4 separate regions of the Mus musculus genome follow, and regions 2, 3 and 4 are each linked to region 1. The links are chromatin loops, found by intact Hi-C in ENCODE. Cell type or tissue: heart. All regions are shown on one strand. Region 1 overlaps Wdfy2 (WD repeat and FYVE domain containing 2). Region 2 has its middle 9.8 kb from the start of Defb48. Region 3 overlaps Wdfy2 (WD repeat and FYVE domain containing 2). Region 4 holds the start of Ints6 (integrator complex subunit 6).

Region 1 (5,000 bases):
AGATAGGATAGTGGAGACTTTTTCAGATGATGCAATTAGATTTTGCACTGATCGCCTCTTTTTAAAGAAATCTTATCTCCAGACAGGTTTCCTTTGCCAGCAGCTTTTCTCAGGGTGGGGTTTATTGTTACTCACCAGCACACCTCAAGCTCACCCTTGAGACCTCCATTAAGCATCTTGAGCAGACTTTGCCGTTGCTTCTGTATTCAAACCAGTGTGCCATTAAATGGGTTCCGGGGGGCCTTCAGAGTCTAACAGACGCTCTTAGGGCTAAAACTTGGAGGTAAATTATTACAAACCTTTCCATGGCTTGGGTTTGGGATCTGTGGTTGCTTACTCGAGAACACATTGGCAGGGTTGGTTGGTTTGGTTGGTTTTGGTTTTTTGGTGTACACTCCTCCTTTCCTGGTATTGATGGCTTCTGTCAGGTCGTCCTCTGTCACACTGCTTCAACTCACTGAGCTGTCTGTTCTCATAGTTCTCTCTTGGAAGAGACTTTGTGTTTTGTTTTGTGTTGCCTATGTTTTCTTGTTTTTAAAATACGGGTTACTAAACCTGTTATAGTAAGCTTACAGACTAGAACAATTCCTTCTTCCTTCCTGTACCCCAGTTGTTACGACTGTCAAAGGCAGTATTTGGAAATATCCCCTGTCATGATCAACCGAGGTTCAGAAACTCTTTTTGTCCCTTCTTTCTTAGGGCATCATATCTAATTCTTCCAGCCCATGTTTCAGTTGAATTTAATGCTGCCCTGCTCTGCAGTGACCAAGTGGGTTCTGCTATCCACTCTCAGCCAGGATGGCTTTGGGCCCCTGGACTTGCTGTTGTATTCTGAATGCTATGTTATTGGCAACTCTCTGAAGATAGCAATTCTAGGAAGGTAGTTATTCCACTGAGTTGTATTTAGTTAGGTTTTTTAAAGACAGGATCTCTCTAGCTGGCCTGCAGTTTTGTACATAGATCAAGCTGGCTGTGGACTTACAGTGATCCTCCTGCCTCTACTTCCTGAGTGCAGGGATTACAGCTGTATGCCATTTACTTATTTGTTTTTATTTTTTACCACACATACCCACCTGCAGTTTTAAGTGTATGTTTTAGGTGACTTTACATAGATAACCAGCATTGTAAAGGCAGCAGCACCATTTCCTTCCGGAACATTTTCATCATCAGAAAGAACCTGAGAGCAGTTGGCTCCACGTGCAGATCTGGGGCACTGACAGCCAGGACACTCTGAGTCGATTTTCTTGCTGCGCAGTGTTCCATGAAGCTCCTCTGGAGCCTTCATTCCATGCCTGCCACTGTCCCAGGTAACAGGAATATACTGGCATGATAAAACAGACCATTCTCCTGACTGGGTGGAACCAGGGACAATATTTAAATATAGACCTTTCCTCCCTTCATGATGTCAGAGCTTTCCCTCTGGGCGGTGCTGATAAGCACAAGTGGCTCTCTTAGGGCCAAGGTTTCCACTCTTTCTTTTGCTGTGAGGGTTCCTGAGAGGACAGATGACACGGCTAATATCCAGGACTCTGCCGGCCTCTGATCCCTGTCACAGCACTCCTGCTCCTCACTGTATCAAAATACGTTTATTTCCTCTTTATTTTTTGTTTTTCTTTTCCTTTTATATATTCACTTAACCTTTTGAAAGCAAGTTCCCTGTGTTAAATACTGTATGTGGTAAAAATATCAGTATTATAACATGTAAATCCAGACATATATTTAAGAATTAAATATAAAAATACTCAAGAAAAATTTGCAGAGTTGTCAGAGGGCTCCTTGTCTGCCAGGTGGACAGCCTTGCTGATCAGTGCTGGCAGCTGATACCATGTCCTCACGGAGACTTGTGCAAGGTGCAGGGTGATCCTGGAGCTTCACTTTGCCTGAGGAGCCCCAAAGGCCTCAAATGGGGGTTCTTCAAAGAGAAGTAATATGCAGAAACACCACAAGTAGGAGGGTGTCCCAGAAGCCAGAAGCCCAAAGCAGTGAGGGTCACACCCACCACTAAAGTCAGATCACAGCTTGAAGGAACAGACCACATAAAGGCTAGATCACAGCACAGGGGCAGTTTGTAGACGTGGCTACTGCTTACTACCACGGCTACTCAGTAAAGCCCACGAGGCTTCCTCCAGGGCCCTGACTGACATCCAGGACTCTGGCCAGAGAACCTGCTTCTGTGTTCTAGTACTTGCTCACATTAAAACAGCACACAGTAGAAACAGGAAAAAAAAATCTACTTACGATATTGCCCAAAAACTGGAGCTAGAAAAAGTCTTAGCCTGTATCTACTTGTCCACAGCACCATTCCAGTTTACAGTCAGGGTGGCAGGGAAACTCAGCAGCACTGGGCATGCTCACAGTGACCCAGTTAGCAGAGCTGGACCAAGGGTTTATTCCTACTCCCATCATGGCACTTCCTGTAGGAACCCTAAACCTCATTGCATGAGTGCGGTTGTCTTCCTCGTGTGTGCACTTGTCATATGGGTCCCCTTATCTTCATTTTTAGGGTCTGTTTTATCCATTTAAAAGTACTTTCAAAGCTGACAACCATGCCACTTGCATGTGTTTTTTTGTAACCAACGTAAACTGTTAAGCTTCTCCCAGAACCTTTTTACTTTGGAGGAAGAGAGACATGCCTCAGGTGGTTAAAATGCCCAGGGGAGGTGGCTGTCATGTGTACACCTCCCTGGCTCCTGTGTGACTTCAAAGGCTGATAATGTTTGCTGAGCAGTAAGTAATTCCACTCAAGCCGGGGATGCCTGCTGGGCTGTAGCGCACTACATGTTTTCTTCAGCCACCAACAGATGGGGCCCGTGAGAGAGAGTTGCTGCATCTGAGAACATTCCGGTGTCTGTGAGTCAGCAAAGCTGTGTGTGAATCTTTTATAGTAAGCTTCTTGATTAGAAGCATTGAACTGTGTGGAAGAAGGGACCAGGGACTGAGTGGCACCAACTTGAACTGCCTTTATGCTCTGGAAGCTTCTGGGCACCAAAAATATATTGGGCATTGATGAAGATCGGATTTAGTTTATTTGCTGTGTGAGCTGAATGTGCCCTTAGGAATGGCATGGTGGTCAGAAATCTACTAAGCAAAGAGAGAGCTTTCTTCTTTAATCTTTCACCTACACTTTCTCAGAATCTCTGTAGTTGTCCTTTTCATTTGAAACATTTTGTATCCCTTAAACAAATTACTATAAAAACTACCAGAAGGCATTGCCTGACATCCCATTGCTTAAACTTTCCCTACTAGCAGATTGCTAGGGGGAGGTTCCTGGCCCGAGTATTGCTGCTGCAGTGACTAATCTATTGGAGAGGCATTCCCTAGAAATCCAGATCTACCACACACAATGGAATTTGTTCTCTACCCCTCACCCCAAGTTACTTCAGTGATACAAAAACAATTGTCCTCAGGGAAATGAGGCTCGTTGCCATGGTAACTAATGAAGGTTGCTTCATTCTCAGGCACATTTTTTAAAGCCTAGATTTCAACATGGATAGACCATTTTTTTCCAGTAGCTTAGCAACCTGTGGTACAATGTTTGTTGACACCCTTAGCCCTCCTTTTTCCTCCTCAGGAAAAAAAAAAAAGAGCTCTGAAGATAGTATTTCATTGTGTGGTTACTGTGAATTTGGCGTAGTTCTTAAGCATGTTGTTGACAGTGCCCTGACTTTCTAGATCTCAAATCAGGGCACATTCTGTGTGCTCTTCAGTGACCTACCCTGTGGTTTTCTTCCATACCCCTTGGCTAGGTGAACAGTTGATGCTATTCAGGGGGCCGCACAGCAGCCTTCTCTTTCTTACTTACTGATCTCAGCACTGTTCAGCCCAGCTCACACCTCACAATGAATACCAGGTAGGTGGACAGCCCAGATTGAACTGTCCAAGGTAAACACTGCCTTCCATAGAAATATCACTTACTAGTGAAAAGCGCCACTGCTCACAGATACCCACAGCCAGCCAGCATCCAGGGCTGATGAAACACTTCCCAACTGCTAAAAACCAACACCATCCTTGTGGTTTCAGACCCTTGGCTTGCTCTCTCCCTACCCCTCTTCCTCACCCTCTTGCTCTGTTAGATTGGGATTGATCAAGGCAACATGGAAATAAAAGGAAGAGTAAACCAACCTCAGCAGAACAGATGAAGAGCGCCGGTCTCTCCGTGGTAGTGGGGTCTATGGCTCAGGTACAGGGGCTTGCGGCTTTATAGGACAGAAGGGGGAACTTTTGCGGGGGAAGTTTTATCAGTGGATGTGTCCCTTATAGGTCCAAGGCTAAATGGGTTCAGCAGATGTCCTGGATGTTGGCTGTCTTCTCAGGCAGGTGCTCCTATCCCTGTGTGGAGTCCTTCTCTGCTGTCTCAAGTTCCTTGTTTTAGTTATTAACCCTTCACTGGGGATCTGGAGAGGGATTGTACAAGTTAGACAGTGTTCTGCCACTCAGCAAAACCCCCAGTTATTTTACCCCCCCCTTTTTTTGCCTGGTGTAAGTTGAAGTTTCTGGAGGTAGTAGGGGGGTGGCGAGAAAGCAGGGTTTGTGTTAGTGCTTGAATCACTGATAAATTTTTGTGACTGTGGATGGTTAGAATATTGCAGATCCAGAGCCAGTTATCTGGGGACGGCTTTTAAGTCTCTTTGAAAGTTTTTTACTGCCCACTTCTGTGTCTGGCCTGATAACCTTTGAACTAGCTCTTAAACCTTTGACACATACTATTTTTTTTAATGTTTTCACTAGCATATACTAATTATACATAATAGACATCATTGTATCATTTTCATACATATTCATAATTATTTTGCCATCTCTTGTCATTGTCTACCCCTTTCCTCTTTAAGCATCTTCTTAGCAGAGCACTAGCTTCCTCCAGTAAGCTAAGGATGTCATCAGTTTGTGGTTCCCACCAGTGAATTGTGTTTGGCCTGGCTTATGGCTTTGTTTTGCTCAGTAACTAAAAAAGCTCAAGTATTTACTGACAGTGTAGAACATGCTATTTGGTATAGCCCAAA
Region 2 (5,000 bases), 95 kb after region 1:
ACACTTCCTTATGCAGTTCCATTCAATCTACAAATATTTATCAAGGGCCAGCAAGATGGCTCATTACTACACAGGTGTCACCAGGCACCAGACAGCCAACTCCACCTCCCCTGGAGACGATGGCCAAGCTCAAATAGTGCAAGCTACTATGAACGCATGGGGGTGGGGCAGGATGGTTCTTGCAACAGTGACATTTCAGCTAAGTCGCAAGAGAGAGGCAAGAATGAGCAGGTGGAAAGTCGAAATGGGAATGAGTGTGCCAAGGGAGGGGTCAACCCAGGGAGTAGCACTTAGTGAACAAATGGGAAGGTGGGGCTGTTTAAGTCAAGAAGTGCCTCTGCCAGCAATACTGTCAATGTGTATGAAGCTAAGAGACAGACTGAAACAACAAAACAGATGAGCATGTCTACGATCCCTCTCCCGCCTCTGTCAAAGAAGCCTCTGGGGAGAGTCGGCTCCATGAGCATCACAGTGGCCAAGGTCATTAGGCCAGTGTGGCAGCATCAGAGCTGAAGGAAGGGGACAGATGGAAGGCAGGTTTCAGAAGGGTCCGGAAGGCATCACTGATGGAGTGGGCGAGGCCGGAGGGGAGCTGTCAAGGATGAATGAGTTGTGCACAGGTGGGTGGTGCCAGGTGCCACCGGGGACCTAGTTAGAGAGGGATCCGGCCACAGAGGGCTGATAAAAGGCCAAGGTTGGCCATGCTGAGTTTGAGATATTTGAGATCTGGACTTGAAGTTCAAAGAGGAAATCTGGTCTAGGTAGAGGATCCAGGACACATGATAGAGTGAGAGATGGGGTAAAAGAGAGAAGAGAACAGGATAGGGCTGGGGAAATTCAGTATCTACAGGCTCTGTGAGGAGAAGCTATCACCCAGGGCAGGGCTTCTTAAACTTGCCCACTCGGTGGGAGCCCCTTCGCATAAGAAATCTACATGTGACCCAAGGTATAAAGGTATAAAGCGTAGGTGTTCGAGGAAAGCATTTGTTGATACTAAGCTTCAACTTCTCTCCACAACCCCTTCAGTCCTGGCTTGCTCACCATTTCTATACTACTCAGGATCACCTTCTTAGGGATGACACTGCCCCTGGTGGGCTGGGCCCTCCCATACCCATCATTATTCAATAAGACACCGACAGAATTGCCCACAGGAGATGTGGTAGCATCATTCTTTCAGTTGAGATTCCTCTTCCACGATGGGTCTAGCTTGTGTCAAGTTGACCAAAACCAACCAGGACATTTTTTAAAAAGAAATCTATTTTTAAACAATTCATATATATATATATGTATATATGTTCAATATATTTCCACTATACATATACCATTTACTAAACATATATTTATACATATATATATATAAACATATATGTGTGTGTATATATGTGTGTGTTTAGATAGATAGATAGATAGATAGATAGATAGATAATATATTACCATTTACCAAAAACAAAAGCAAATTTACATACTAGCGAGATGGGCATCCTTGTTCATTTTTAAGTGAAGAATTAAATCTTGGCTAAATGTTTGATACTGTAGGACACACTATCTTTTGCAAACTACATGCTGTCTCGGGAGCTCTCTCAGAGCTTCTGTTGCCACAGAGGTTACATGTGTGTGCTATGGACGCTCACATGATCCAGAGTCTCCTCCACTCCAGGGAAGTCACCCCGGACTCACTCACTCACTCGTGTTGACTTCTGCCTTCCACAAGCACAAGCAGGAAGATGCACACGAGTTTCTGAATGTCAGGCACGCACCCTGCCTGCCTGGGGACCAGCGTCTGAGGGTAGCACCCTGGGCCATGAGCTGATATTTGGAGGTTCCTAAAGATCTCAGATCAAGTATCTCCTCTGCCAGGGCACCTGGGGTACCTTTGACCCCTTCCTGGACGTCCCCCTGGATATCAAGGTGGTGCAGAGTGTGGACGAAGCCTTAGAGGGTTTACTGAAGGTGAAAGATTCTTTGGCGAGCAGGGGAGACCACACTACGCAGACCTACCACTGTGGCAGTTGTGCAGGCTCCCAAGACCCTGACTGCACAAACTGTGTTGAAGGTTTCCTGCTGGTGTTGAATTGACTTTCAGATTTCACAGGTGACAAAGTAGACAGGGAAGTGAGCTACCCTAAGTCCCTTGAGTGTATACATGTCTCAGCCTAATAAAGGATCACTTGTGTGTGCCCTCAATGTTGTGGCGATCCATGTCAGTGCTACTTGTCCCAAAGAACATTACCTCTGTTATGTCAAAGCTGGCAATGGCCAGTGGTATAAGATGGGTAATATAAGATGTGACTTCTGTCCTGAGGCAGCCTGCCCGGGTGCTTTTTATGCATACAGAAGACTGATCTCTAAAAAAGACAGTCTCCATGACCCGTAGGCAAAGCAAACAGGGCTCTTACCAAGTTTGGGAAGTCTGGCAGAGAGCACTCAGCAGGATCCTGCATGGGAACTGAAGATGCTCAAGAGAATACAGCAGCCAAAAGAAATCCCCTAACAGGGGAACTCAGTTGCTCAAAGCCTGCGCTGGACCTCAGGATAATTGAACCCACTCTACCAGCCGATACAGTTGCGATTCACCAGTTCAGACACAATTCCTGGTTCAGAGTGAACCAGGGGAAGAACTGTCCTGACAAGAACAATTACCCCCGTCCCAATTCTGCCAGGCTCCTGTCTGCTCTGGACGGGGAAACAAAGAGTTAAGCAAGGAGAGCAAGCAAGGGCAGAGGCTTCTAGCTGATTACTAACGTTCAGTCTACTAGCTGACCCCGGGTACTGTGGACACACAGGGAAATCTGAGGATGCCCCGAGAAGAAATGGATTTGCCCACCAGGAAGAACAAAATGTCTCACCCTTCAGGAGGTCTCCATTCATCTGCTGTGTCCTTGTCTGCCACCTCCACCACGCCTGCTCCCACCCCCTCCAGGGCCCCCAGCTGAAACCCCGAGAACAGACAATTCGGATGTGGAAGAAACTGCCTAGGGTCCTAATAAAAGTTGAACCCCAGAAAGTTCCTGGATTCTTGGGAGAAGCCTGCAGCGCCCTCTGCTGGAACTCACTGGCTTTGAGCAAGGTAGACAATAACTCACTGCCCACAGCAAAAGCACTTTTATAGTTATTTCCTGTAAAAAATTTTCTCTTGGGTTTTCTGTAGAGCATGCATTGTAGGGACTTTTTGGTTCACTGTGCTTGAGATGCGATTCTTTTGACCAAATAAATCCTGTTACTTGACACTTTATCAGTCTTTCATTTTGTCTCTAAAGCAAATTGACATTGAATATTAATCAAAGTTGTAGTAACACTGGCCTTGTAGATTCTATTTAAGTAGGTATGTTTCTGAGACTTGAATTTCAGTGAGTGAAAGCTTACCTGTTATTAATAATTTATAAGACGAGTAAGAGAATCTAAGAGTTTTACTTTAGAGAATGCCAGTCTTGGAAAAGCAGGACACAGGTATGATGCTGTGAAGCAGACGTGGGAAAAATGTGGGTGTAAAAGAGGGAAGAAGGGAGTGTGGAGATGCCATGGAGGGGCCATTCAGGGCTTGAGAGCATGGGCTGCTCTTCCGAAGGACACAAGTTTAATTTTTCAGCACGTACACTGTACTTCCCAACCTTCTGTAGCTCCAGTTCCAGGGGAGCATTCCAACTCCCTCTTCTGGCCTCTGCAAGCACTGGCTACACATGATGCACAGACGTAAAAGCAAGCAATGCCCAAACACAAATAAGCAAGCAAACAAACAAACATAAATAAATGCAGGGACTAGAGAGACTGCTCAGCGGTTAAGCTCACTGGTTGTCTTATAGCAGTCCCAGGATCAGTTCCTAGCATAGATTCATGCCTAGTATTCTAGCGCTAGCTGACTACCCACAGCTAGATGAAGTGACATATGTAGTCCTTTACAAATACCCTTCTGCTGGGCTGGAGACGCAGCTCATCGGTTAAAAGCACTGGCTGCTCCAGAGGTCCTGAGTTCAATTCCCAGCACCAATGCGGGAGAGCCCAGTCCATTGTGGATGGCGCCATCCCTAGGCTGTGGTCCTGGGTTCTATAAGAAAGCAGGCTGAACAAACCATGGTGAGCAAGCCAGTAAGCAGCGCCCTTCCATGGCCTCTGCATCAGCTCCTGCCTCCAGGTTCCTGCCCTGGTTGAGTTCTGTCTTGACTTCCCTTCAATGATGAACAATGCTTTGGAAATGTAAGCCAAATAAACCCTTCCCTCCACAACTAGCCTTTTGGTTTTGCTGTTTGGTCACAGCAATAGAAACTCTAAGAGAGCTAAGAACTTCCCTTTTGAATTGATTAATGAAGCTGTCCCAGGCAGCGGTGGTGCAGACTTTCAATCCAGCACTTGAGAGGCAAAGGCAAGTGGATCTCTGTGAGTTTGAGGCCATCCTGGTCCACAGACTGAGTTTCAGACAGCCCAAGATACACAGAGAAACTTATCTCACTCCCCCCACTCCAAAGGAAGCTGTAAGATTTTCAGCCTCTTCTCTTAGCTTTCAGAGGTTCTCCCTCCGTCCTGTCACCCCCTACTTTCTTTCTTTGTTTTCATATGTTTCTGATTAATTCTCATGAACTTAAAGTATTGTTCCAAGCTATTTTCTTCTAACCTTACTCCAGTTCTCTCCTCTCTCCTGTCTCCCAGGATTATTCTCTCCACTCTTACATGATCTGCAAATTCTTGGTGTCCTGTCTTTTAATTTAATTTATTGGCTCTGTCTGTGAGAATTTGTCTGTTTTATAATTTTTTTCCTTCATTGTTGCCAGTTGTGAATCTGTTGAGTTTCTATTACAGTTTTTAATGTGGATTGGTTTTTTTGAGACTGGGTTTTTCCATGTGGCCCTGGCTGTCCTGAAACTCACTCTGTAGTTCAAGGTGGCCCCAAACTCAGAAATCCACCTTCTTCTGCCACCCAAGTGCTGGGATTAAAGACGTGTGCCACCACTGCCTGACCTGGAAACAGCAGGTTTTAAATGATTTTTATTTTTATTTTATAGGTATTT
Region 3 (5,000 bases), 59 kb after region 1:
GCCACCTGCCTGTTCTGTACTCTGCTACATACCGAAACAAACCTTTCTTTTGTCTCTTCTTACTTCTTTATGGGAGCCAGCCTTCCTGTGGGCCCAGGCTAATTCTCAGGATCCTCACATCAACATAGACTTCCTTTGGGCACTAGCATCTCTCCATTTATTATTACACTTATTTTTCAAGCCCTCTCTGTCCTCTCTGTAGCCTCCTGTAGCAATTCCCATAACTCTTATAATATATTCTTAAATTATATGATTTGTAAAACATAAAATGTTCTATTTTAACCATTTTTAAATAGTTTGGTGGTGTGAAGTACATTGCTATTATTGTGTCACCATCACCAGCATCCGTCCCAAAACGCTTCACCTTGTGAGGCTGCAGCCCTCTACCCTTTGATGTTAGTCCCTCCTCCAGGAGCCTTGGTTCTTTCTGTGAGTGTGACCAAGTAAGTGGGATCATCTAGCACTTTCCATTGCAAAAGGACTGTTGCACACCCACGGCAGCAGCAGTTCTTACAGGAATGCCATGCCCCCGGCTCCTCCAGAGGTGTCAGCTCCCATTTGCCTTCCAGCCCTTTACCTCTGGTTTGTATCTGTTACCTCATTTGAGGTGCTTTCCCTGAGGTGACCCACGGTCTGCTGGGATGTGTTTAAAACTTTGTCGTGCTTAAAGTTTGACAGCATCTTCCATGGTGGCCGCTTGTCTCTGCCGTTGCTGCCTTCATTCATGTCGTTGGATAGCACACTCTGCCTCCATGCTTGCCTTCTGCCTCTGGCTGTTCTCAGAATCCCTAAGTCTGCCTCAGTTCCCCTTCTCCTGACCCTTTGCTCTGTGGAGTTGATCTCAATGAATGCTCTTGGTCAGAAAGAGAAGCATCGTTGTCCTCAAATCTCTCGCAGTCCGGAGGGAGAGAGACAGGCTGAGCTGCAATGCTGCTGCTGACAGAGGATGGGAAGGAGCACCAGGGCTCCATCCGGGGGAGCTGGTGCTTGACCGGAAATCCTTGGGAATGAGTGAGAGCTGGATTCTTAGGGAAGGAGCAAGAGGGTGCCCAGAAGAACACTGGCACAACCAGGGCACAGAGATCAAAGAGCCTTTGCTGAGTGCTGGCACTGCTGCTCACCCCTCTGAGGACACACCTGTCTGTCTGAAGGAAGACTGGACCCAGTTGTGGCAAGGTAGCCAGTAAGAAAGCCATAGTCACTTTAGATCCTAAGGCTTATCCTGGACTTACTTAGCTGTCCTTGAAAAAACAATGAGTTTGAAGCCAAGAAACAGTCATCCAATCCCCAGGAGCGGGAGTTGCAACATCCTGGTCTTTAAAAGCAGCTTACACTCTTAGCTGCTCCATCTCCCCAGCTCCAGAAACCATGTCTTAAAATGGGCTTTTCCTGTAGGGGAGGGGAATAGATAGATTGCAGATAAAATGTAGGATGTTGAAAAATCATCGCAGTGGGGACTATGAGTGTACCTCAGTGGGTAGGGTATTTGCCTAGTGTCGGTGAGGCCTGGAGCAGGGGGTTGCAGGAAGGATATGCCTGGTAACTAGCCAGATTTGATTTAGGCAGAATTGGCCTCTGTAGAAGCCACTTGGGTCCCCTGAGTTCTTATTGCTGAGTCCACGGGGTGAGCAGCTGTTTCTAACCACCATGGTTTTGGCTAGATATGGCCGAGAGTTGTGTTTTATGCATGCTTGCTCTTATGTGCTACTTGGGTATTGGGTCTTCACCTTTCTCGTAGTTTGAAGCAGTCTCATCTCATTTTTATCATGAAGTATCTTTGAGGCAGATAGCATGGCTCAGGAAGGTTGTTATCTCACGTGAGAGCAAATGTAGCAGTCAAGGTGCTTCGTACAGAAGGGAGCTGCACCAGTTGGCACAGCACAGCTACCTTGAAGGCTCAGTTTACAGGGTTAAGCTCTTCCTGTGTAGGGGCCTCCTCTTCTGTGCCTGTGCAGTCCCAGATTTGGCCAGATACCAATCCTAGAAGAGGCTTTTAAATAACGATCAAACAGAGACCAAAGTAAGATCCATTAGGGTAAGGAGGTGTCTCTTCCATCCGTGTCTCAGGAGGTCCTCGGTGTCTGTAGATGGGGCCATTGTCATTCACCCCAACATTCTTCTTCGTGCGGAGCCATGGCCATTTGCTCCATGGTTTTCTTTTCTTTCAGGGCAGCCCTGAGCATTGTTCCCATTGTTCTCCTTCATGGGGAGCCCTGGCCTTGGATCTGTTGTTCTGACTGATGAGGAGCGCTGGCCATTGGCTCCGTGTGTTCTCTACTGGGGTAGAAAGTCAACTGGGAATGTGGACTGGGGCACGATCAGCCCACCTCTACAGCAATATCAGTGGAGATCTGGGGAAGGAATTTTGTGTTCTTAGCCCCCTCTGCTGGTTTTGTTTTGTTTTTCCTGGAGCTAAAAGTCAAATATCAGGATTCTTTTTTAAAGTAGTTTCTTGATACACACTTCTACTAAAAACCTCTAAATTTGAGCTGAACAAATCGGTAAATCCTATTTTGACCACTGTAAGTTTGACCATCAGCAACATCTTCTTTATTTGTGTAATTTAGCTTTGTAAGGTAAGGTCTTACTGTACAGCTCAGGCTAGTCTCAAACTCATAGCAATGCTCTTGCCTCTGCCTCCCAAGTGTGCTGGAATTACTGGTGTGAACCACCACGCCCAATCCAAGAAGTGCTCTGATGAACATGGACAAATGAGAAACAGGAGGGTTTGAATTTAATCCATCAAAGCCTTCTGGTCACAGGTTCAGTCCTATTTACTCACTGTTAAGGAGAATCCAAAGGAATAGTGTTGACTACAATAAAAGCAACTGAGCAAGCCAAGAAATTCCTATGTGAATGTGTGTCTTCAAACTGTTACATTGAGAACTTTAGCTTTAGCTAAATGGGCACTTGCACCCATCTTTCTGTGAGGTCTGACTCTGTGTGTAGATTGCCCCTGAGCTGACCAGCATCAGCTTGCTCTCTGAGGTCAGTAAAAGAAGTGTAATCCTTACCTTTACTCCCCTTCAGACCAACCTGGAATCCCATCAGACAAACAGTTGCGGATAATTCATCAAGATTATGTGGGCGGAAGTGCCGTGAAGCCCTGATACAGCCCATGGGCTGCTTGCAAGCAGTAAGGGAGCCTCTTTAGTGCAGTCGGAGAGAAGCTTGCAGGGCAGTGGAGTTAATGGCACCTAAAGGAGTGGAGGTGGATCGGGTCTTAACCACTGGAGATGGCTCAGCAGTTAAGAGCGCTGACTGCTCTTCCAGAGGACCCAGGTTCAATCCCCAGCCATCTGTAACTCTACTTCCAAGAGATCCAATGCCCTCTTCTGGGCTTTATAGGCATCAGGCATGCACATGGTGTATATGCAGACAAAACACCCACACATACATTTAATAAATTTAAACAGGAAGAGAGGGGCCCCTAGAAGGGGAGTTCACAAGTTCTCCTCAATTCAGCCTGGAGTGTAATGTACTGACTTTGATGAATTTTTTTTTTTTTAATTTAAGAAGCACTGTGGTCTGAGTACTGGCTCAGGCCCTCTGTAAGCTAATTATTAGCCTGCCCAACTTACTGTGAGGAAGTTACCTGTCACGCTTTGGCAAAGGCAGACCCAGCAGCTTCTAACTCTGAGTTCAGTTTTGCAAGGCTTTTGTATATGTCTCAAAAATATTACCAAAACAAGCATTTTGGTAACAGGTATCAGGTTTCTAAAACCATTTAGCCTCTGGCCCAGTTCTACATTTGCCATTCTTGTCTATGAAACAATAAAAATGTGGAGCAAGGGGTGGCATTACATAGCTACCCAGGAGGCTACAGCAGGGGAGTTACTTAGCCAGAGCTGGAGGCCAGCATGAGCCCTGTTGTTAAAAAAAAATAATAATAATAGTAAAGAAAGGCCAGAGAGATGTCTACACAGCAGCTAAGCCTGCTGCTCTCGAAGAGGACTAGAGCTGGAATCTCAGCACTCGCAGTAAGAGGCCTATGACACCTGTAACTTCATCTTCAGGAATCTGGCACCCCCTTGTGGCCCCCACAGGCACCTGCATGAAGGTACTCACGTACATTGTAAAAGATGAAAAAAATGAAAAAATATGGATAGCTATTAAAATGCTTATTTTAGCAAATTTATAATATTCAGTTTAATATAAACAAATGTAAATATTCAGATAGCATTTAGGTAAATCCAGTAAGTAAGCAATAATGCAACATGCATGCATGGTATAGGATATGACTCCACCAGTAACAATTATATTCATAAAACATGTGTAACATGGGCTGGAGAGATGGCTCAGGGGTTAAGAGCACTGACTGCTCTTCCAAGGCCCTGAGTTCAATTCCCAGCAACCACGTGGTGGCTCAAAACCATCAGTAAGGGGTTCTGATGCCCTCTTCTGGTGTATCTGAAGACAGCTACAGTGTACTTATATAAATAAAAATAAATCTTTTTAAAAATCTGTGTAACACAGATTTTACCATTTTAACCCTTGCGGTGTTTTGTGTTTGTTTTGCACTGCTAGAGTTTGCTCTGTGGGCTGTGTGCATGCTAGGCAGGTGTTCTGCCCCTGACTGCATCCCTGCTAGTTTCCTCCGCTGTTAAGCATACAATAGTTCAGGGAAGTGTTTCTGTAGTTACCTAGCTTCATGAAGAGTCCATCATCCACTGAGTCTCTGTTGATGAATCTTTTCAAGCCATTCTTTCTCACAGTGCCCACAGTGGTCTAAATCTGTTGTAGTTTAAGAATCTGAGCTGCTCATCTTCACGTTTTATAGGAAATAAAAAAAATCTGTCACTGCCTTGTTTTCCTGAGTGTAGTGGCTTCACTAGTGAAGAGGCCTCTTCATATTCCCTGGCATCTAATACTGAAAGGGTCAACTGGGTGAAGGCCTCACGTCAGCAACACTGCTTCCTCAAGGGAAGGTGTCTCGGCCCTGCCTCATCTGCTGGGAAGACAGCCAAGGGCGTTCATTTCCACTCCCTGTTATTCAGCTG
Region 4 (5,000 bases), 120 kb before region 1:
TCTCCAACTATTGAGAATATATCCAGTATTCCTACTATTCAGCATGAAATGCTTATATATATAAAAAAAAAATACTAGGGTTACAGAATAAACCCATCCTACAAGTTATTTTCCAAATATCCAAATGATATTTAGTATTAAATATTTCAACCATCCAAACTTCTAATAATCTTTGTATAAATGGGAAATACCAAATACTTAAATAAACAAAAATGGTTCTATGATGAAAAAAAATCCAGAAGCATGTTTCCTTCAAGGTAGACTTTACTCAAATAAAAACTGCTATTTATTTAGAAATCATTGCTTCTTAAATTATTTTAATGCTAGTTTCATTATTAGTTCAGGATATAAGCAAAAGCATTACTATCACTTCTTGAACCCTAGCTGACTCACTCCAGTAACTAAGAGGCAGCATCCTTGCTGCCTGGCAATGAGAGCATCACAATCTCCAGGGCTTTCTTCCTTCTGGTCAAAGTGATACAGCACAGGTCTCCCTGCAGCCTTAAACTTCCTACAAAAGTATACAAATGCCCTCAAATCTCTCCGTGGCAAACAATCCTCCTAAAGGACTTTATGCCACGTTTTAAAAATATGAGAGGTGGACATATCCAAATGTCCTTCTCTCTTATGAAATGTGACACAGAAAAACAGGAAATTGATAGTTCTATAACACACGACCTGACAAACGAAATAAAGGAACTAAATAGCAAGTTTCAAAGGTGTCTTTGAACTCAGTAACCTTGGATTAAAATGTTAAATGATAAAGACAGTAGCATTATAGCCAACAAAGGAAAAAAACTGCTTTTACAAAAACTGACCAACAAGTGGCAAAGAGTTATAAAGTAACAACAACAAAAATGTACGTTAAAATGATTACCTATTTAAATGATGGAAATGATTTCCAGAGAAATCTGATTTGTAATGCATACTTTAAATGCTGTAAGACCAAAATCAATCATTTCTAAAGATGTTTAAGAATTATCCCCAAGTGAGGCATATAGCTTGAAGTCACAGAAAAAAATTCTTTAAAATGTTCAAAATTCACGAGAACTGTGCATTATGGAACTTGGGAAAAGTATATAACATATATTCCTAAATATAGCATTATGGTAATAGTGCTTTGCGTACTGAAGTCCTTGGGTGTAATATTATTCCTTGTGTACACCACTGCATATCCTTTGGCATCTTGCATTTCTAGGAGAGCAATGTCCTAAGTTAGTAACATTGGTCAATGACTGTTGTGACTTAAAGCTCTTGTCCCATCCTCACAGATGAAAAAAGCAACCTTAGGGAGCTTCAGGAAGACAGGCAAATTTTCATGTTTTGCAGAAAACATCTTCCCAAGGGTTTAGAATTTTTAAACTTTAGAACTTCTGAATCTGTCATTGATTTCAAGCTTCGTACTGAATGCAGTCAACCAGTTACTGCACACCACTGAAAACTCTTGCCTGAGTTTACAATCGAGGTTAAGCTAAACCCTTGTCTAAAAATCATTTCTTCCAATATCTTTATAATATAGAAGCAACTACGAAGTCAGCTAATGGCTGTGGCCCATTCAATGGTTGCATATGTGCCTACAGGAAACTCAGACTGATACATTGAGGCAGGACACCTTCCCTTTTATGTCTTTTTTATGAACTCTGAGGGACTGAAACCAAATGTGTGTCAACTTTCTAGCCAAGAATTCAGATTTGAATTCTGAATGCAAATACATTTAAAGGGGCGTGGGGGATATGCGGCCATAATACCTTAGATGTTTTGAACGGTGTGCACTGTTGTTCAACCTCCAATGTTTTATACTTGCATTCCATGTTACATACTTTTGGACTGGATTGTGGTTTTGTACACAAAAATAAAAACAACTCTTTTCTACCTTAGTATTCAACCTACCTGCCCATAGTTGTCTATGCCAGTTACTAATCTATTTAAATTTAACAAATCAAAAGCTGTCCTTAGGGATTGGCCAAGAGTCGTAAGTCCTTCTGCCTGAAGGTTTTTCAGTTCATTCATAAACGTTGCATGGTTTTCTTTCCATCCAGCCTGAAAAGAAAGATGTAAGATTTTTTTTTTTATCATTTGAAGTCATGTACACACATGGACACCGATTACAATGTGATGTCCACCAAGTAGGTATTCCATTTCAGGTTTGCATATTTAACTTCACTTTTGCTTGATATGGCTTGGGGAATGTGTTATAACTGTTGTCTCTGGTGAGGAAACTCTTCCAAAGGTGGCCAAGAATGAACCTGCTTGCCCTACACCTTTTGTTAAGTTAACAACCGTCTTAATACTTTAATAACTTCACTGGGAAATTTGCTAACATAACATCCTCCAAATTGTGTGCAAGGGACGGGTGTTGCGACGGTGCTAGTGGGAGGCAGATGGCAGCAGGACTTCTTAAGTTGACCACAGCTGTCCCACCGATCGGTGGCCTTCCTAGTTCCACTCTGTGATGACCAAGTCTCGAAGCCCCCCTCCAGGCTTCCCTGCCAGCTTTGGCTGATTCCCTTTTAATGCAAACCCGGGCTAGGCAAGGCTGGGCCCCGCTGTCACTCGGGCTAACTTGAATAAATATCCCCCACAGTTCATTGCTGCCGCTCACGCCGCGGAGGGGAAATGTCGGCCATGTTGATCGTAGCGCCTCCGCCGCCAGGCCGAGCAGGACCCGGAGGGGACGGCGGTGGGCCAGAAACTGCCACCTCGCTGACGCTCCCGGGCTGGGGAGGGGTGGGAGGCCGCGGGGAAGGGACCTGGAGGCGGGAGCGGCCGTGGGGGAGGGGAGCATAATGAAGAGGGGGCGGGGAGGGCGAGCTAGGCAGGATCAGGGAAGGGAGGGGGAGGGCGAGGGCTGTTACCTTGATAGCATAGGGCGGCTCTTCGAAAGTGACCAGCATATACCTGTCTCCTCTGCTGGCAGGGTCCCGGGCACGGAGCTGCGGGCCAGGGTGGGGACGGGCGGGAGAGAGGGAAACACAGAGGCGAGGTTACCAGTCGCAGAAGGGTCGCTGGCCGCCCCCACAGTACCGCACACGCAGGGCCGTCCCTCCGCCGCCCCCCGCACCCACAGCAGCCCCACATGGGCCAGGCCCAGCAGAGCCCGCTCCCAGCGCCCGCCCGCCCGCGCGGTGGGGGAGGGGTCCCCGCGCCCGCGGAGCCCGCAGTAAACCCGCTGCCCCCCGCCCTGCCCCCCGCGGGCCACCGGGTCCGGGTCACCACCGGGGCTGGGTTAGTCGGTACCTTCATGAAGGTCTCTACCGCGCCTTTGGCCGTGTCCAGGTAGGTGGTGCCCAGATGGCTGCGCTGGTTCATAGAGGCAGACGTGTCTATCAGGAACAGTAAGATGGGCATAGTGCTGGCCGGGGACACCGGGGCCCGAGGTGGTGAAGAGATGGCAGAGGTGGAAGCACCGGCGGCGGCGGCGGCAACCGCCGATACGCGGGGCGGGGAACGCGGCCCCCGGGAGGAAAACACCAGCTATGGGGAGTTTCTCCCCCGATAGTTGAGAGGAAACTCCCCAGCCCAGGTCCTCCCGGCCGTACCCCCGCCTCCGGCCTGCCTGCCCGCTGGGGCGGCCGCGCGGCCGTCTGTCCGTCCGTCCCCCCCGGCCTGGGGGTCCCGTCCCCACTCCCGGACCCTGTGTGTGTCCCCGCGGGAGACGGGCCCAGTTCCCCACCCCACCCCCAGTGCAGGGAGTGGGGACCAGGGATCTGGCGAAGAGGGGAGTGGGCTGAGGGGAGATTGGCCCTGGGGCTGTTGAGAGAAGTTTGAGAGACTCCCTCCGCACCCCAGCGGTGTCACCACTTTCTCAGCCCCTCTCGCTACTGAAGCGCTTTTCTCTCTCACACTCCGGTTTTAACTCGGGCAGGGGCTACGTAGGCTCCGCCCCTGACACGTACTCGGGTCATGTGATCCACAGGCCCACTGCCCTATTGGCTGGTCCTTACAGCCTCATTAGCATATTCAAACAGCTCAGGGGCGGGGGAAGCCTGCAGGCCGACCGAGAGGACAGTTATTGAGCACGCGCGGAGGCGGGGCAGCGGGTGCACGCTAGAGCCAGCGCGCAAGGGGCGGCGGGCGGCCCGAAGCCCGCAGCCGGGAGGCGGGCTTCGGGAAGGGGCGGGGACAGGCCGCGGAAGCACCGCGGGTTGGGGCGGGGACTGCGTCGGCGCGCGGAGGGCGGGCAGCGGCCCTAGGCGTGTGTGTCAAGGCGGCCGGCCTTTTGGCTGTGCGCGGTGACAGGGTCGGGAGAAGGGAAGTGGAAGCCGCCCCCAACCTGTGGGTGAGGGCCCTGCGTCGCGATTTGAGAACGCAGGGCCAAGAAGGGTGAACGGACGAAGAATACGGGAGCGCGCAGGCCCACGCGGCTGCAGCAGGCCGGGCCTTGGGGCGGCCCGGAGGGGGCGGGGGAGGGGAAGTGAGAGGTTGTTTATGACCTGGTATTAATCCCCGCCGGTCTTTCGGCTCCGGCTCTAGCCGGTCAGAGGATCCACCGAAAAGGAAGCCAGCCCTGGAGTGCCTCACCCAACCCTGCAAACCCGAAGCGGAACTCAGATGTGGACTAGTAAAGCAACTGTCCTCTCCAACCTAGTTCTCTCTTCAAATCGTGTTAAGGCACTAGACTAGATTAAGAAATGAAAGGGGGGCCTTCCAAATCCTAATCCACTGCCCTCGTTTTAAAAGTGAAAAGGGATGACCACGTTGCGCAGGTGACCCAGAGAATAGATAGGTTCCTGGGAAACCCGCCTCTCAAGTCTTTGCCAGTGTTGTGTCGGAAAACATTCTCAACCCCTGTCATATTAAGTCTTCAGTCTGCACCTGCAAGTCCGGAGAATTGTTCTCAAATGTAGTTGGGAAACTGCAAGACCCGCTGCCTGAAATATGAGTTGAATTCGGAACATTGAGGCCTTTTAAGAGTCGGTATTTGTAGGGCTTCTCCCACTGGCCCTGCATTTCCGGATTTTCTCTGCTGAAATTCTGGCCTGCTGGGCATCTGTAGTGAC

What was found. Peaks named below come from ENCODE experiments on the same cell type or tissue, not always from the same donor. Only the 100,000 strongest peaks of a DNase experiment are listed, where the experiment ranks them.
Region 2: it touches region 1 in a loop (2.4-fold over the local background); 6 of 42 quality-filtered maps call a loop at or near these places.
Region 3: it touches region 1 in a loop (5-fold over the local background); 19 of 42 quality-filtered maps call a loop at or near these places.
Region 4: it touches region 1 in a loop (4-fold over the local background); 9 of 42 quality-filtered maps call a loop at or near these places.

Annotation. Positions count from the first base shown.
Region 1 is chr14:62,876,875-62,881,874 of GRCm38, forward strand. The region is part of intron 1 of Wdfy2 (WD repeat and FYVE domain containing 2); the gene reads left to right. Among named protein-coding and RNA genes, the nearest start is that of Mir6541, 14 kb to the left of the region's middle. In heart, a CTCF peak has its summit at 2,797; DNase peaks (open chromatin) are centred at 1,427, 2,357, 2,797 and 3,337; H3K4me3 peaks cover 549 bases; H3K27ac peaks cover 2,561 bases.
Region 2 is chr14:62,972,242-62,977,241 of GRCm38, forward strand. It overlaps the pseudogene Gm21021. Among named protein-coding and RNA genes, the nearest start is that of Defb48, 9.8 kb to the right of the region's middle. In heart, a CTCF peak has its summit at 3,045 (motif pointing left); no DNase peak of the experiment used is centred here; H3K4me3 peaks cover 245 bases.
Region 3 is chr14:62,935,594-62,940,593 of GRCm38, forward strand. All of the region lies in intron 6 of Wdfy2 (WD repeat and FYVE domain containing 2), which reads left to right. Among named protein-coding and RNA genes, the nearest start is that of Defb48, 46 kb to the right of the region's middle. In heart, CTCF peaks have their summits at 2,398 (motif pointing left) and 4,044 (motif pointing left); DNase peaks (open chromatin) are centred at 1,248 and 4,998.
Region 4 is chr14:62,757,311-62,762,310 of GRCm38, forward strand. It overlaps Ints6 (integrator complex subunit 6), which reads right to left and starts at 3,802. Exons shown (of 19, transcript NM_008715.2): 1 at 3,238-3,802; 2 at 2,856-2,933; 3 at 1,891-2,040. The coding sequence starts at 3,348. It overlaps 4931440J10Rik (RIKEN cDNA 4931440J10 gene), which reads left to right and starts at 3,191. Exons shown (of 7, transcript NR_045503.1): 1 at 3,191-3,276. In heart, CTCF peaks have their summits at 2,372 and 2,625; DNase peaks (open chromatin) are centred at 2,571, 2,631, 3,361 and 3,931; H3K4me3 peaks cover 3,208 bases; H3K27ac peaks cover 2,980 bases.